Linked DNA regions of Homo sapiens: region 1 is linked to region 2. Evidence: chromatin loops called from intact Hi-C (ENCODE). Cell type or tissue: GM12878. All regions are shown on one strand. Each heading gives the region's core, and the rest is flanking DNA. Links, peaks and the distances in the headings are about the cores only. Region 1 has its middle 160 kb from the start of HERPUD2. Region 2 overlaps SEPTIN7 (septin 7).

Evidence for each region. A loop is a pair of places that touch in the nucleus more often than their neighbours do. Peaks named below come from ENCODE experiments on the same cell type or tissue, not always from the same donor. Only the 100,000 strongest peaks of a DNase experiment are listed, where the experiment ranks them.
Region 1: it touches region 2 in a loop (5-fold over the local background); 16 of 110 quality-filtered maps call a loop at or near these places.

Annotation. Positions count from the first base shown.
Region 1 is chr7:35,534,197-35,542,534 of GRCh38, forward strand. No RefSeq gene overlaps it. Among named protein-coding and RNA genes, the nearest start is that of HERPUD2, 160 kb to the right of the region's middle. RefSeq lists a silencer at 3,347-3,416. In GM12878, for the core only: a CTCF peak has its summit at 3,415 (motif pointing left); no DNase peak of the experiment used is centred there.
Region 2 is chr7:35,902,205-35,910,542 of GRCh38, forward strand. It overlaps SEPTIN7 (septin 7), which reads left to right. Exons shown (of 14, transcript NM_001788.6): 13 at 872-1,011; 14 at 2,050-4,906. The coding sequence ends at 2,089. Among named protein-coding and RNA genes, the nearest start is that of SEPTIN7, 110 kb to the left of the region's middle. In GM12878, for the core only: a CTCF peak has its summit at 4,435 (motif pointing left); a DNase peak (open chromatin) is centred at 4,377.

The sequences.
Region 1 (8,338 bases), core at 88-8,087, 370 kb before region 2:
GTCATGCTCCCTGTTAAGCCTGTGGAACTGTGAGTCAATTAAACTTCTTTACTGGCCGGGTGCAGTGGCTCACGCCTGTAATCTCAGCACTTTGGGAGGACGAGGCAGGCAGATCACCTGAGGTCAGGAATTCAAGACTGGCCTGGCCAACATGGTGAAACCCCGTCTCTACTAAAAATACAAAAAAAAAATTAGCTAAGCATGGTGATGGGCACCTGTAATCTCAGCTACTCGGGAAGCTGAGGCAGGAAAATCTCTTGAACCCAGGAGGCGGAGGTTGCAGTGAGCCGAGATCTTGCATTGCACTCCAGCGTAGGCAAGAAGAGTGAAACTCCGTCCCAGAAAAAAAAAAAAAAAAAAAAAACTTTTCTTCATAAATTACCCAGTCTCAGGTAATTCTTTGTAGCAGTGTGAGAACAGACTAATACACCATGTGTGCCCAATGTTTAGCTTATGAGTGAGAACATGCGGTATTTGGTTTTCTGTTTCTGCATTAGTTCACTTAGGATAATAGCCTCTAGCTGCATCCATGTTGCTGCAAAGGACATGATTTTGTTCTTGTTTGTAGCTGTATAGCATCCTATAGTGGACAATGTATACATATTTTGAAATATCAAGTGGTATACCATAAATATACACAATTTTTATTTTTAATGAAAAATAACTACTTTCTAAAAGGCCTAAAGTGCTACACTACAAAAAGGTGTGAGTGTGCTCCAACAGATCAGATCCATTGAGTATAATAGATACACTAGGTGAGGCAACTCTGAGTGGTGAGAAAGGGTGAAGAGCCCTTCCCAGGGGATGTGGAAAGCAAGGGGACCTGTGGCATTAAATACATGGTATTTGCAAGCAGAGATGGGGCTCCAAGGTGGGTCTCACCATTGGCTATTCATTAAAACCCTCCAGGGTAGGTTAAAAATTATGGCCCCACTCCAGTGATCATGATTTAACAGATCTCAGGTGCCCGGGCATAGAAAGTTTTGTTTTGCTTGTTTTTTGTTTGTTTGTTTTGAGATGGAGTTTCACTCTTGTCACCCAGGCTGGAGTGCAGTGGCACCATCTCGGCTCACTGCAAGCTCCGCCTCCCAGGTTCAAGCGATTCTCCTGCCTCAGCCTCCTGAGTAGCTGGGATTACAGGCGCACGCCACCACGACTGGCTAATTTTTTTGTGTGTTTAGTAGAGATGGGGTTTTGCAATGTTGGGCAGGCTGGTCTCGAACTCCTGACCTCAGGTGATCCACCTCCCTCGGCCTCCCAAAGTGCTGGGAATACAGGTGTCAGCCACCATGGCCAGTCAAAAATTTTTAGAAAACCTTTCTGGATAATTCTAATGCACACCCAGAGTTGACAACAGGTGTCCTGCACTGATTCTCACCTGTGTGTTCCGAGCTGGCAAGCTGAGATGCAGGTGTCCTTCGTGATGGGCTGTCTCCTTACTCTGCCTGCAAGGACTGAAGCTCAGCAGGGGTGAGAGTGATTTTCTTTACCCCACAGGGAGATTGGGCTGTGCGGCGCCACCCCCAGTCATGCCATCACGCAGCATGGGGCAGCCTTTCCTTTCATCATGCATTCTTGCAGCTGGCAAGGAATTTGGGACCCATAAGGCAGCAGTCAGCCCAAACCAAGGCCCGCAAGGGCCCTGTGACCTCCCTGCAGTCACTTTGCCAGGAAACAAACACACCAGGAGTGAGGTGAAGGCCCAGTACCTCCCAGACCAAGGCTCCCTCTAGGAAACCTGTGAGAACATACTTTTGACCATCAGGTGCAGATGTCCCCAGGCCCTCTCCAGGGGAAGAAAGGATTCTGTGGCCTCCATCCGTCTCACTAGAGCAGCGCTGAAGGGAGAAGGGGAAGGGAGCCGGGAGCTGCTTGATTAGCTCCTATACACCATGCACCTGGTCGGAAGCCATCCCAAGTACCATCTCTTCTAATCCTCACAGCATATGGGGACACCATGGTCTTGAGTGGTGGGTCTGGTTGTACCCATCTCCCCTGCTGGGCCCCCAGGGGGCCTCTCCAATGTAAGGGTAAAGAGTCCAGGCAAGAAGCTGGGTTTCCATTTCTGTTTGGAGACACCACTGGGTGGGCCAAGTTCTGAGGCCCACCAAGGACTGACAGCACCAGCCAGGGGCTCCCCTCCAACCTCCACCCCAAGACACACAGGAGCTTGATTCTATTTCACCAACCAAGGGCTCCTCCTACCCAAATCCACGTTCTAGTTACAGATAGCAGAGTCCACTAGAGGGTCATGAATCACTCCTATTATTTGCAGTTCTGAAACCAATCAGTCTAAAAGGTCAGCCATCCCTCGCATTGAGCACACTCTCATAGTTAGGCCACAGCAACCTGGGGACTCTGGCCCTGGCCCTTTGACCTGCCGCAGTGACTGCCTGTGTGCCAGTGGGAGATGGGACACAGAACAACCTTCTAGACAACAGGGCGCTGCTCCCAGTGGCTGCACGGCCCAAACCCATGACTGAAATCAGAAGAGAAGCCAAGTCCAGGACAAGAAATCCTCCCTATTGCCAAGCCAAACACGACGTCGTGGCAGCTAAGGCCTCGGCAGCACCTTCCCAAACTGTGGAGAAGGAAGCAGAGCCGCTCTCTCCCGTGAGATGTCAGACTCTCCCAGGCCACCAAAGGAAAGTCTAGTGGGTGGCACCTTCCCTGCACACCCCGGAGTAAGGGTGGGAACTGCTCATATCCTGGCATGAGTGAATGAGTGAGTGAATGAATGATACTCATTGATCTCTGCTCTGAACTAGGCACTGGGAAGGGGCCTTTTACAGGCTGCCTCAGTAAATCCTCACCGCAAAGTAGATGTAGTCTGGCCCCAAACAAGGCCCAAGGAGGCTGGCTAACCTGCCCATGTCACTCCGATAAGGGGCACATGACAGCCGGGGACCTGCAGGATATGTTAAGGGCCCTAGGCCAAGTGAACCCCCAGAAGGCCAAGGTCATTTCCTCCCAGCCACCGCCTTCTGAACTGGAGGACTGAGACACACCTGGAAAACAAAGCCCACAGACACACCCAAACCCCGAAGGAGAAAGAAGTGCGGACTGGGGACCTGCTTTCAGGACCGCCCAGGCTGACTCTGGGCCCGCGGCAGGGCGGGGCGGGGGGCGGGGGGGCGGAGTTGGGGGATAGGACTCGAGCACCCCCCGGGGCAGAGCATTGCCGGGTGAGCCGCATCCCTGCCTGGAACATATGAGAGGTGCGGGGTGTAGGGGAAGTGGGAGCACGCGGGGGGTCTGGGGAGGGGACAGACCGAAGGCAGAGACCACCGCGACAGACACCTATCGAACTTCACGCTAAGGACTGCTCGTTTTACTGATCCGGACTCAGCCCTTAGCGCTGGGCGGTACCACGCGCCGCCAGTGCGGATCATCTGGGCACTGGCGCCACCTAGTGCTGGCAGCGCGGCAATGGCCCTTTTACCGACTCGCGCGTCTATAGTGCGGCCTCACACAACCTCTGCGGAGTCCATGAGCCCTGGAGAGCACAAGTGGTTTGTTTAAGGATAGGGCAGAAATGGGCCAGGAGCTCAGCCTCCTAATCACCAGTCCTGGGGCCCCTACGGAGCACCTTGGTTCTCAACTGTGTGTGGGCTGCAACACAAGGGACAGGACCTTCCCAGACCAGAGCCACAGTTGCAGGCAGATGGTCTGCTCCCTCCCTCGGCCACCAGCTGTGCCCTCCTTTCATCTTATGAAAAATGTATCCCTAGGTTACAATTGAAAAGAAAATAAAACTTCCAGCAGTATCAGAAATCACAAGCCCTAACTGCAGTTGACACAACTAAATAAGGTTTCAGCAGTAAGATTGCTCCCTGAGGCCTCCGCAAGTCTAAAAATCTGCAAATCATGCACATCCCTGAACTTCTCATTTCACCCTCTTTACCCCTTATTCTGGAACGATGAAGGGGAAACACATGTGCATGGGTGCAATTATCATACAGCAATCTTTGCCTATGTGCTAATTTATAAGACAAGTGAATTGTCCACAAACCGTTGGTCCTTTAGCAATTACTAATGACCAATTGCCAATGGGCCAACACGTTGCCGAGCTGTTGTTCCGGAAGGTGGAAGCTCCCTGCTCTATGCCATGCGGCCCTCTCCTACAATGAGAACCATCAGGCAACCATCCACCCAAGCCTAGGCTCTCAGAACTTGCCTTAGAAGTCACTGCTTGACAGCCATCCTTTCCATAGGAAGGTGAACTGCGATTCCAACCAGTCAGCACATACTCCCTCCGTGGGAACAGACAGCTTGAATCCAGGCAGAGGAACAAGCTTTTGCTGTGCTGTGGTTCTCTGTTGAGGCTAGAGAGACTGGAATGCTCTTTCCCTAGATTTGCCCTCAATCTTCAAGGCCAGCGCCTCCAAGACATCTTCCCTGGCTCGCCCCTGCACAGCATGGTGGCCCCCCCAACCTCTCCTTCCTCCCACAGCACCCTGTAGTAAAATTCAAACAAAGCTTTCTGCTGAAACCTTCGCATGGCTTTCATTGCTCTGACAGAAACCAAAGCCACCCCCGCGGCCCTTCCTGGTCTGGTCTTGCCTCCCAGCCCCTCCCTCACTCCACGGCCTCTTTTCTTCTGCTCTCCAGCCCACCCACCTCCGCTCGGACCCTCGGTTTCACCTCCAAAGAGTCTAGTACACTCTGAGCCCTCAGCCTGAAATGCTCTTCCCTCCTCTGTCCGCCTGGTCACATCTCCTTGGGGAAGCCCTCCCCGACCTCCTTAAAGGGCCAGATCACCCTGTTGGAGGTTCTTTGGGCACCTTCATGGCACATGTTCATGTTCTTACTTGGCCAACATAAGCCCTGCCAGGGTTGAACATTCCAGGTTGGGTTTTGTTCATCTTCTACCCCACAGTTGCTGTGGCATTCCACAAGAATAATAGCCATGTTTATGGGGTACCTGCTCTGAGTTGAACCTTGTGGAAGTGCTTTAACCATGTCCTCTCCCTCATCTCAGAGCAACTGTAAAAGGGAGATCACCCACATTTCACAAAGGAAGACAAAGGGGATGAGTCACAGCTCACAGCTGTGAAGAAGCGGGGCTGGGATTTGAACCCAGGGGTTTCTGATGGCAAAGCCTGTACTCCTAGCTACTACTCTATATACCCTGCCTGTCCATTATAGCACCTGCCTCACCAGTACACTGTACTTACAACACCTCCCTCCAGGGAGCTCCCACCAGACAGAGCCCCTCACACCCTCTGTCCCATCCCCTACACTCTGCACATCACTCAGTGGCTGACACGGTAGAGATTCAGTATATGTCTGTTTGTTGAAACCAGGCCCGATAATATGAAAGCAAGGTTCTTTCTACACAGATGAATAGACTGAATGGCCAAAAACATCATTTGCCAAAGGTATTCTGGGAACAGCACTGTCTTGGGATGTTAATAAATGTGCGTCAAACGTGGGCTTCTATCAGCAGATAAAGGTGAGGAGGTAATCACAGTGAACAGACATCCACAGAGGCCCTGATGGTGGGGATTCTCGTCTTTCAAAGCTAATGTGTATTCAGAGCCCTGTGAGGGGGTTGGGGCAGGTGCCTTTTCCTCAAACAACCGTGATGCCAGAACCTTCTTTTCAGGGGGTCCAGTACCAGACTAGAGTCCCACAGAAACTCTAACCCACGGCACCACTTTTCCCCTCACTTTGTGAAGTGTGGGTGGCTCTGACATCTTCAGGATGGCACTGGTCCTGTGCGTGGCGATGGTAAATCTAATAAATAATTGAATATTCAATAACACTCAACTACAGGGGCTCTATCAAGTTCCAGCTTTTAAGTCTGGTTTATTCAGCCAGAAACAGCATGGCAGCTGCTTCTGCTGCCACCCTTCGTGGCATGGCTTTCCACTTTCTTGGTCTGTGGATCCACATTAGTGACGCAGAAATCCCCATGGGCCTCTTTTCCCAATGATTATGGCCGTAAACGCCTCACTGGAAAGTAAGAACAGGGAGGCTGCTTAAATGAACCACAAGGGAGGAGATACCAAGATGATATCTAGCTTTTTGGTTTTTTTGTTTTTTGTTTCTTTGTTTTTTATCCAAGACGGAGTCTTGCTCTGTCGCCCAGGCTTCCCTCTGAGGGAAGAATCCAAGACAGGACAACATCCATTCTTTCACTCAATATACATTTAGTGAACAAATGACAATTTTTATATTGTTAGTGTTTGCATCCTAGCTTTCTCTCTTTCAGCAGACATTTTTAAGTATTCTGTGTGCAAGATCTGGTGTGTTCATTGTTTTTCATGTCCTTGGTTTTAAGAGTTTAAGAGAATTCAATACAATTTGGGGAATATAAAGAACATCAGCTGGCACAGTGACTCACGCCTGTAATCCCAGCACTTTGGGAGGCCACAGCAGGAGAATCACTTGAGCCCAGGAGTTCAAGAGTAGCCTGGGCAACATAGTGAAACCCCAGGTCTACAAAAAAAAAATACAAAAATTAGCCAGGCATGGCGGCGCATGTCTGTAGTCCCCTCTACTACTTGGGGGGCTGAGGCGGGAGAATCGCTTGAGCCCAGAAGGTGGAGGCTGCAGTGAGCCAAAGTTGCACCACTGCACTCCAGCCTGGGCTACAGAGCAAGACCCCGTCAAAAAAAGAAAAAGAAAAAAGAACGTCAATGATATATCGGGGAATGAAAAGCCAACCAATCAATTGTATTCTCAAAGAGAGTTTGTGAATAAATTGTTTGGACCTCAGGACGTATTTCCTGGAGGAAATCTCAGACCGATCATGATTATAGTAAAATATAATGATAATAACAGATAGTAGAAATAATAATTCAGTGTTTACTATTTGCCTTGAAGTTCATTTTCTCATTCAATCCCTGAAATACTGTTATGAGTTAGCTCCGATGGTCATCTCCATTTTCCAGAGGAAGAAACTGAGGCTTGGAGAGATCAGGTAACTAATTTGAGGTCACATAACTGGTAAGTGGTAGGACACGACTCCAAGTCTGGCCTGTCTATCCAGAACCACATCAGCAAAAGCCTATGCAATGCCAGAGCTGTGCTGACATGTGGCAGGAAGTCACACAGTTATATTATAATTACAACATCTATTACAGGGATGTAACAGCATTTAATAAGCAAGCATTTTTTGTATCTCGAACATTAAAATTTTAGGGGGAGGAGTTTTATTTTGAGAATTTGATTTTCTACTAAAGAAATATTTCTTAACACAGAGTTTACACTTTCTGATTCCTGATTCCTACCATCCTATGCAGTGTTCATCTCAATAGATCATGGGGTATCACAGGAACCTTGAAAACAAGCCAAATACAAGTGAATTGGCCAAAGGAGCACAGGTTAGCTCTGCTCGCCACCCTCACAGCCAGGGCCCTGCAAGCAAAATGGGAGGAATGAATATAATGTCTGTCTGCAGGGCCTGAATTAACCAGGGAGCAAAATTAATCACTTAATAAATTCAAATTAATTGATAATCTGATTGATCAATTCAAATTAATCAGAGAAAGAAGAACATCCCAACAGAAAAACAAGAAAGTAAGATGAAAAAGCAATCCACAAAAGAATAAACATAAATAGGCCACGCGTGGTGGCTCATGCCTGTAATACCAGCACTTTGGGAGGCCAATTCAGGCGGATCATGAGGTCAGGAGATCAAGACCATCCTGGCTAACATGGTGAAATGCCGTCTCTACTATAAATACAAAAAAATTAGCCGGGTGTGGTGGTGGGCACCTGTGGTCCCAGCTACTTGGGAGGCTGAGGCAGAAGAATGGCATGAACCTGGGAAGCAGAGCTTGCAGTGAGCCGAGATCATGCCACTGCCCTCCAGCCTGGGCGACAGAGCGAGACTCCGTCTCAAAAAAAAAAAAAAAAAAAAAAAAAAGAATAAACATAAATGGCCCTAAACATATGCAGAATGCTAAAGTTGCCTGAGAATCACCAAGACACCAATTAAAATGAGATTCACTGGACCATTACACTGACAATGTTTAAGTTTGTTTATGTTTTTGTAAGATGGCAGTATTTGTGCAGATTCCTGGGTAAAGAACCTCCCTTTTTCCACTGGTGGTACAACTTTCCCATAGAACAACTTGGAAATATGCATTAAACACCTTTGCAAAGTGCATACCCACTCATTAAGGAAGTTTACTTCAAAGAACTTACTCTAAGGAAATAAACAAGGATATTTCCTAAAATTAGCTATAAGCAATATGTCACATATGATTTCATTTTTATAGAAAAAAAAATATACACACATCCTTAAGACAAAGTCTAGAAGAATATAAACCAAAAAATTAATGCTGGTTATCACTAGATTATAGGATTAGAACTGATTTTATATTTT
Region 2 (8,338 bases), core at 279-8,278:
AATTTGTTGACTTTTTTTTTTTTCAGAAATGGATTGACTTGCACCTAAATGAAATTACTTATCTAATGATCTCTTGGACTTAAAGCACTTTGTTTCTGCAGTTACTTCGCATGAGTGTTTACTGCCTCTCAGTCAGCATTCTTTACAGTATTAATACACAGAGAAGGAAGGACCAGCTGCATTAGAATCACTGTAACTTGTTGAAAATCCACATTTCCAGACTTAACACCCAGATATTCTAATTCAGTACGTCTGAGTGAGGTCCAGGATTCTATATTTTTAACAAACATCCCAGGTGATTTGCATGAAGACCAATGTCTGAGAACCACTGCTTACAGGAATCAGAGTACTTTGCTGGCATCTTTGAGCTCTTAGGGTCCTAAACTACCTGCTTTCTTTTCACTTGTCTTAGCTTTCTAAACTTGGAATTAGGAGGCTTATTCAAGTCCTGGTTCTTCCACTTTCTGGCTAGCAATCTTGGGCAAGTCACTTAAATTCTGCAACTGTTTCCTCATCTGTACAATGAGAACAGTGATGTGTTCACTGCCCAGCCTCCAACATATTTGTGATTAAAGAAAAACGAGATAAGATAGTAATTTTCCATTATAAAGTACTCCACACTGTTAAGTTTGTTGCTTTTTTTTTTTTTCCTGTTTCCCAAGATTATTGTCTTGGGTCACTGGCCTTTTGGGTGGCAGGTCCTAAAGGAGGAGGAGTCCTTGACCAGAGTACTTCCAGGTAGTACTCTGAATTTACAACAGGGCTATTCAAATAGTGCTCATACTCCTTATCATTAGGGTGTCTGGATGAAACATACCTCTGCTTCTGATTTCTTAAATAGTTTTGTTTTATATATTGTGCTATGATTTAGCTCCAGCGGCGCCATGAGCAAATGAAAAAGAATTTGGAAGCACAGCACAAAGAATTGGAGGAAAAACGTCGTCAGTTCGAGGATGAGAAAGCAAACTGGGAAGCTCAACAACGTATTTTAGAACAACAGAACTCTTCAAGGTAACTAATAGCAGATTACTAAGAAATGTGTGTATTAATGTTTTAAAGAATTGTTTTCCTACTTATTTAAAAAACATTAGAATAACACTTAAAAAGTCATCACCCATTATCATGCATTCCAAACACAATGGTTTTCATAGATAAATATTTTTATATGGATGGATACAGTCTGTGTCCATTAGCAGTATTTTTTCAGTACATCTTTCATGACTTAATATTCATAATTATGATTTAGCAACTTCATAACATTCTCCCCAGTTAACTTACCTTCATTGGATTTCTTACCTCCTCCCCCCAGTTGTTGGACATAAGGGTTGTTTTCAATTTTTGGCACACAAAGGGAACATTCTTCAAAATCTATTACATATTTAGGGGTATGTTTTAACTGTTGAATTATGTTTTTACGATAAAATTCTTAAGACAAAATGTTAGATATTTGATTTCCAATACAACTAATCAATTACTTTCTCTTAATTTATACAAAATTCAATAATATTTGTACCTTGGTTTTCTTTTCCTTAATAGTTTCACTTAAAACTGAAAAGTGGCATTCCTATAAGGATTATATAGTTTATCCTCATTACTAAACATTTTCAGATTTGACATTTGTTCTACTACACTACCCTACTGTTAACATTTTCCCCAAAGAAGAGGAAAATAGATTTGTGAAAGCAATTGCACTTCAAAATGCAAATGACAGTGGGGGAAAAAGAATACCCTGTTTGCTGCCAGTTGATACTTTTTAGTTTGTGCTGTTTCATTTGGGAAGAATTGTTCTTGTATATTAAAATGGAGTTTTGCCTTATTTTTTTACTGCTTATCCTGGAGTTTTGTCAAATATTTGATTGTCTAAGAAAATGCTATTATAGATTAACATTGTCTTAGCTGTTTACTTCTAAATCTTTTAATTTTTTTCAGTGAAAAAGTAGTATCTGAAAATCCCAACATTGTTGTAATTGGGTTAGCTGTTGTTATCATGTTGTCTATCATGTTTATAAAATGGTTACTCATCTTGCTTATTTTCCTTTTATCCTTTAGAACCTTGGAAAAGAACAAGAAGAAAGGGAAGATCTTTTAAACTCTCTATTGACCACCAGTTAACGTATTAGTTGCCAATATGCCAGCTTGGACATCAGTGTTTGTTGGATCCGTTTGACCAATTTGCACCAGTTTTATCCATAATGATGGATTTAACAGCATGACAAAAATTATTTTTTTTTTTGTTCTTGATGGAGATTAAGATGCCTTGAATTGTCTAGGGTGTTCTGTACTTAGAAAGTAAGAGCTCTAAGTACCTTTCCTACATTTTCTTTTTTTATTAAACAGATATCTTCAGTTTAATGCAAGAGAACATTTTACTGTTGTACAATCATGTTCTGGTGGTTTGATTGTTTACAGGATATTCCAAAATAAAAGGACTCTGGAAGATTTTCATTGAGGATAAATTGCCATAATATGATGCAAACTGTGCTTCTCTATGATAATTACAATACAAAGGTTCCATTCAGTGCAGCATATACAATAATGTAATTTAGTCTAACACAGTTGACCCTATTTTTTGACACTTCCATTGTTTAAAAATACACATGGAAAAAAAAAAAACCCTATATGCTTACTGTGCACCTAGAGCTTTTTTATAACAACGTCTTTTTGTTTGTTTGTTTTGGATTCTTTAAATATATATTATTCTCATTTAGTGCCCTCTTTAGCCAGAATCTCATTACTGCTTCATTTTTGTAATAACATTTAATTTAGATATTTTCCATATATTGGCACTGCTAAAATAGAATATAGCATCTTTCATATGGTAGGAACCAACAAGGAAACTTTCCTTTAACTCCCTTTTTACACTTTATGGTAAGTAGCAGGGGGGGAAATGCATTTATAGATCATTTCTAGGCAAAATTGTGAAGCTAATGACCAACCTGTTTCTACCTATATGCAGTCTCTTTATTTTACTAGAAATGGGAATCATGGCCTCTTGAAGAGAAAAAAGTCACCATTCTGCATTTAGCTGTATTCATATATTGCATTTCTGTATTTTTTGTTTGTATTGTAAAAAATTCACATAATAAACGATGTTGTGATGTAATATTGTGTGAGGTCTTAAATATCCTACAGTCGATGTACAAGAGTAGAGTATGTTTGGGAAGAAACTTTTCAGCTTAAGTTTGCCTCCTCTACAATGACATCTTTTATATGCTTGTCTCATTTAGAATGCATATGTGCTGATTTTCTAATTTAAGAGATACCATATCTCTCTATTCATTTCTATCTCTCATTTGTATGCTTATTTTTCTGAGAACATTTTTTTTTTCCCCCAGACAGGGTCTTGCTTCATTGCCCAGGCTGGAGTGCGGTGGCACAAACACGACTTGACTGCAGCCTCAACCCTCTGGGCTCAAGCAGTCCTCCTGCCTCAGCCCCCTGAGTATCTGGGATTGCAGGCGTGCACCACCACGCCTGGCTAATTTTTGTATTTTTTGCAGCCTCCCAAAGTTCTGGGATTACAGGCATGAGCCGTCATGCCTGGCCTCTGAGAACAGTTTCTGACTCATTCAGATTAGGTATACTCTCAAGTCCCTGGAAACTGAAATTTTTTTTAACTGTAAAGAGGGTAGTGTCATTTCTTTTCTTAAGGTCAAGTGACATAGATTTTAATGTAATGCATAATTTAGGTAAGAAATTAATTAATGTAGCCTAGTTTATTATCTTGAAATGTTTTACCCTATTTACTTTTTAAAATTAATGACCTAAGCGGAGGGAATAATTATAAGTCAATAGCAGAGAGATTGTTGTTTGGGTGTTTATTTTTTTCAGTTTTTGTTTTGAGAGATTGGGTTAACACCTCTAGCCAAAATTGTTTGGTTTTAGGGAGGCTAACAATAACCTACTGAATTTGGAAAATGCAAAGGTAAAAAATGTATATAGACTGCCTGCTGAACTGGTTAAGTACTACTGCTTCTGGGAAATACTATTTCAAAATTCTATGTATTATAATAATAAATTTGTAAGACATTCATTATTCTACCATCCTAATGAAAACTTTCAGAAGTCTTTCTTTATCCATGGCATGCCCAGGGTTTTACCTGAATCTGATACAGGATCTATATAACTTTACTAGGACTTTTGATTGTTGACTCCAGGCTTAGGTATATCAGAAGGTTCTTTTTGCCATTTGGCCTGTGGATGTCTGAGAAGATCATTCACAATACATGTAAAATTCAGGTAGGCCTAAGGAAAGGCCAGCCTGTAGAAAGCAAAATGGCAGTGTCTGTTCTCCACTGTTGGAGGCATTATGTAATTTAAGTATCCTGTTAGCCACTGTCTTTCTGCTAATTAAGTGGGGCTGAACAAGTAAGCACTAATAATACCAGTGAACCACTTGGGCACCTTGTGGGTAGAGTTTTGCTGCCACCTAGTGGAATGGGATATCATTGCTTCCATATCAGGTTCACAAGCAAGTTAAGTGGGCACAGTTTATTTCTGTGTAGCTCAGGCTGTAATCTTGAAAGCTGAGGAGATACCCATGCCTCTCAGACTCATTAGCTGGGTGTCACATTACCACCTGCACATTCTGACCCACCGCATCTTAATATGTTTTGTCCTCTTGGAGAAACTAGGAGTAGAAGTCAGGATATGGTAGGTAAGGGGGAAAAAGGAAAGACGGCTTGATAGCTATGAATGCATGAGGAGCGAAATGTTGACTCAGTTATCTAGATCATGGTCTCCAAACCTGATGCTATTTCCTTACAAAAATATTTGTTGAGCATGTGTCCATAATTATATGTATTGAACAATGAAAATATGTGTCAACAAATGTACTGCTACACTAATGTGAACATTATGGAACAAAATTTGAAAGAGTGAAATAAAAGGTTTACACTTTCCCCAAGCTCCAATGAATTATTACTTTGCACGTTGGAGGCCATCGATCTAGGCAGTATGTGGATAGTTAATAGTTATTGTTGAATCACCAAGGAAGGTCCTAGTGAAGACTGCTGTGGTGTCCTACTTGATCTGAAAGGAAAATTTGCCACACCAGTAAATCGAAGTCCTTTCTAATAATAAGCTTGCAAATGTAAGCCCTTGTACTTCATCCAGAATTTTACCTGCCCCTTTTGTAATAAAAACTTCCCATAACTGTCCTGTTCCAGATGGTAACCTAAGTAGTTACATGTGTTATTTAATCCTTAATGATAACAATTGGGTAAGTTATCTCTTAAGGTAACTTATTAATACATTATCTAATAAATGAATAAGTTAAACATCTTAAACCCTGTTTCCTCATCTGCAAAAGGATGAGGAAACTGAGGGTTTAAGATGTTTAGTAGCTTATTCAATAGGTGGTAACTGGCAGAACAAGAGTTTGAACTGGTCTTAGTTACACCAGGGCCTGTGCTTAAATATTACGCCTTGCAAGTACCTGGTCTGCTACACTGCCACATTTCTGAAGCATGATCTTCTACAGAGTTGTTAGCACAGAGCAGATGCTCCCTGATTAAGAGGGGCAGCTGGCCACCAGGCAGCCTGGAGAAGCAGAAAGCACCAGACATGCTAATTGTCTCAGTTTAGACCCCAACTCTGTGAATTGGGCATGTAACTTCTATGAATGTTTTCTCAGCTATAAAACAGACCCCATGCCTTCCTTGCTGGTTTGGAGTGAGGATTACATTGTGACTGCACACGTTAAGGTGTCCAGACCTCGAGAATGTGACAATCTGCTGGGGTCATGACAGACCAAAAAGTATTTCTTCTCAGTTTTAGTGACGGTTTATTTTTAGGAAATGTGCATGGTGCCATGGTAAGTCTCTGGATCTGCTTCTTTGTGCACAGAGATAGTCTTTTGGAGTTACTTCCATGGAAATAAGGTAATTTTGGTCAAAAGAGGAAAGGTGTTAGTAATTGGAGTTATAAAATACACCATTCTTTGTAAGTAATGCCGAGATGGTTTATCAGAGTCTCTCATCTTTAATGAAAACTTTTGCTGCTTTTCAAGCAAACTTGGTTCCCATAATTTGGGATTCATCCACAGAATGTTCAAAGTTTAGTGTCAGCCATTTTCAGCAGAAAATAGAGGCTGACAATTTCCTGTGTTCTTTAGAAGACTTTGAAAGCTTCATGGGAAGAATGAAGACTATTCTTGGCCTGAACATTTGCCCCATGGGGTGCTGGACCCAGCCAAACAGCCTTGTATTGGCAAAGGAGGGTCAAGTGAAAGGAGACCTTGTTCTGCGCCAGGCTCTCAAAAAGGGTAGCCTGAAACCCTATTGGCCACACGGAACCTCTTTTAGATGCTGTTTGTGGACCTGCCGAAATCGAATGCCACTCAGGCTTTCTGAAACCCTATGGGGGTGGGAAGAGGCAGTAGCTGACACCTCTGAGAGCAGAGGTTTGTGAAGATGTGGCATAGATGAGGAGGCTAGCAGAGGGGGGGTAGTCAGACACTACCAACAAACTTCCTTTTTGTTCTCTTTGTTCTCTCTTCGAGGTGGGCCACCCCGCTTAGCTCCCTTTTGTCCAAGTGTGTTGCAAGGGAGCAGCATTTCACCGGGAGATTTGCACGTAAGTAGAGCACAGATTCCCCTGGGTGAGGGGCTGGCTCTCACCCAAGTGTGGGGATACCAAACTAACTTGTTCTGGCAAAGGCATACAACTTTTTTACCCCTCATTTAATTCTGTTGTCTTTGAATTTTTAATGATCTCTTTCATATTTAAATATATGCTGTACTCTAGCGTAGCACAGAAAAGTTCCCTGTGTCTTGGATAAGCCAGTAGTTTTAAGCAACTTGGCAAATGGTGAGTGAAGTAATGAGCACTCTGGCATGGCCCCTGGTGTTAATGTGAGCTGTTTTCCCTGCATTTCAGAAGTCGGAATATATCGGTGGGACATAATAGGAGCTGTCCAATTTTTTTTTCCTTAGGGATAACTCTCAATGTGATTATACAAATCTCTGGCTTACCCTGATAAAGTTAAAAAACAAAACTAAATGTTGTATTCAATATTTTGGGAACACAGTTCTCTCACCCAGACACAAATGAAATCTTCCTTAGACCTTTTTATTGCTGGGCAGAGGTGCCAGGAACTCAAATTGGCATTTTCTCAAATCTCCACCTCATTAGTGCCTATTTAGACCCCATCCCTAAGAGTCAGGTGCTTTGGAAGATGGAATGGAGGCCGCTGATAAAAATCCACTTTCTGTAGTCTCCATTCAGGTATGATTGGCCTGATTATAGCTCATGTCCTGAAAAGGAGATAGGTTTTTTTCTCCAACTTGTAAGAACTGATGAACTCATCCCACCAAATGCGAATGTTTTAGACAGTATTCAAACTGGGAAAAATACCTGCCTATCAAGGGAGAGAGAACTCACTTTGAAGTCTAAGGGAAGGAAACAAAATTGAAAAGTGCTGCAACAAGTGTTTGTGGAGTACTTGCTGTGTGCCAAATACAGAGCATTCACATAGATTGTGAACTAGAGCTCCTGAGAAGGTTATGACATGGGCATTTCCACCTCTTTATAAAAACAAGCAAGCTAAAATATCACGGTGTGATTCCATAACATTTGTATTTGTTATCCATTGTTCCACAATAAATGCCCCTCAATCCTGGCAACAAAATTTAAACCACAACAATCTGTAATAGTAACATTCATTATCTTAGTTTCTGCAGGTTAGGAATTAAGCGGTTTAGCTGGGTGGTCTGGCAGGGTGCCTTGCAGTAAAGATGTTGGCTGAGGCTACAGTCAACTGTGGGCTTCAATGGGGCTGGGGGATCTGCTTCCATGATGGCTCACTGACATCACTGGCAAGTTGACGTTAAGAGGCCTCAGCCCCTTGCCACATGGACCTCTCCACAGGGCTGCTTGAGTGGCCTTGTGACATGGTGGCTGGCTTTCTCCTAGAGCAAGTAATCCAAGAGAGAGCAAGGCATAAGCCACATGGCTTTTATGACCCAGCTCTGAGAGTCACACACATGATTTCCCAATATGCTATTGCTAATGCAGCTTAGTCCTGTTCAATGCATGAAGGAGCTGTACAAGAGCGGGCGTACTAAATAAAGGTGGCACAAATACAGCAAGCTTTTATAAATAGTCTTATTTGGCAAACCCATTTAGCTGACTTTCTGGGTATTCTTGATAATCATTTTCCTAAAATGAAACTATTTCAGTTTTTGAAATTAGCTAATTGGATTCTCCCTAAAATAACTAAATTTAAACCAATTGAAGGTGCTGATAATGTTTTTACAGATGGGTCTAGTAATGGTAAAGCTTCTTATTCTGGTTCAAAAACTAAAGTTTTCCAGATGCCCTATACTTCAGCTCAAAA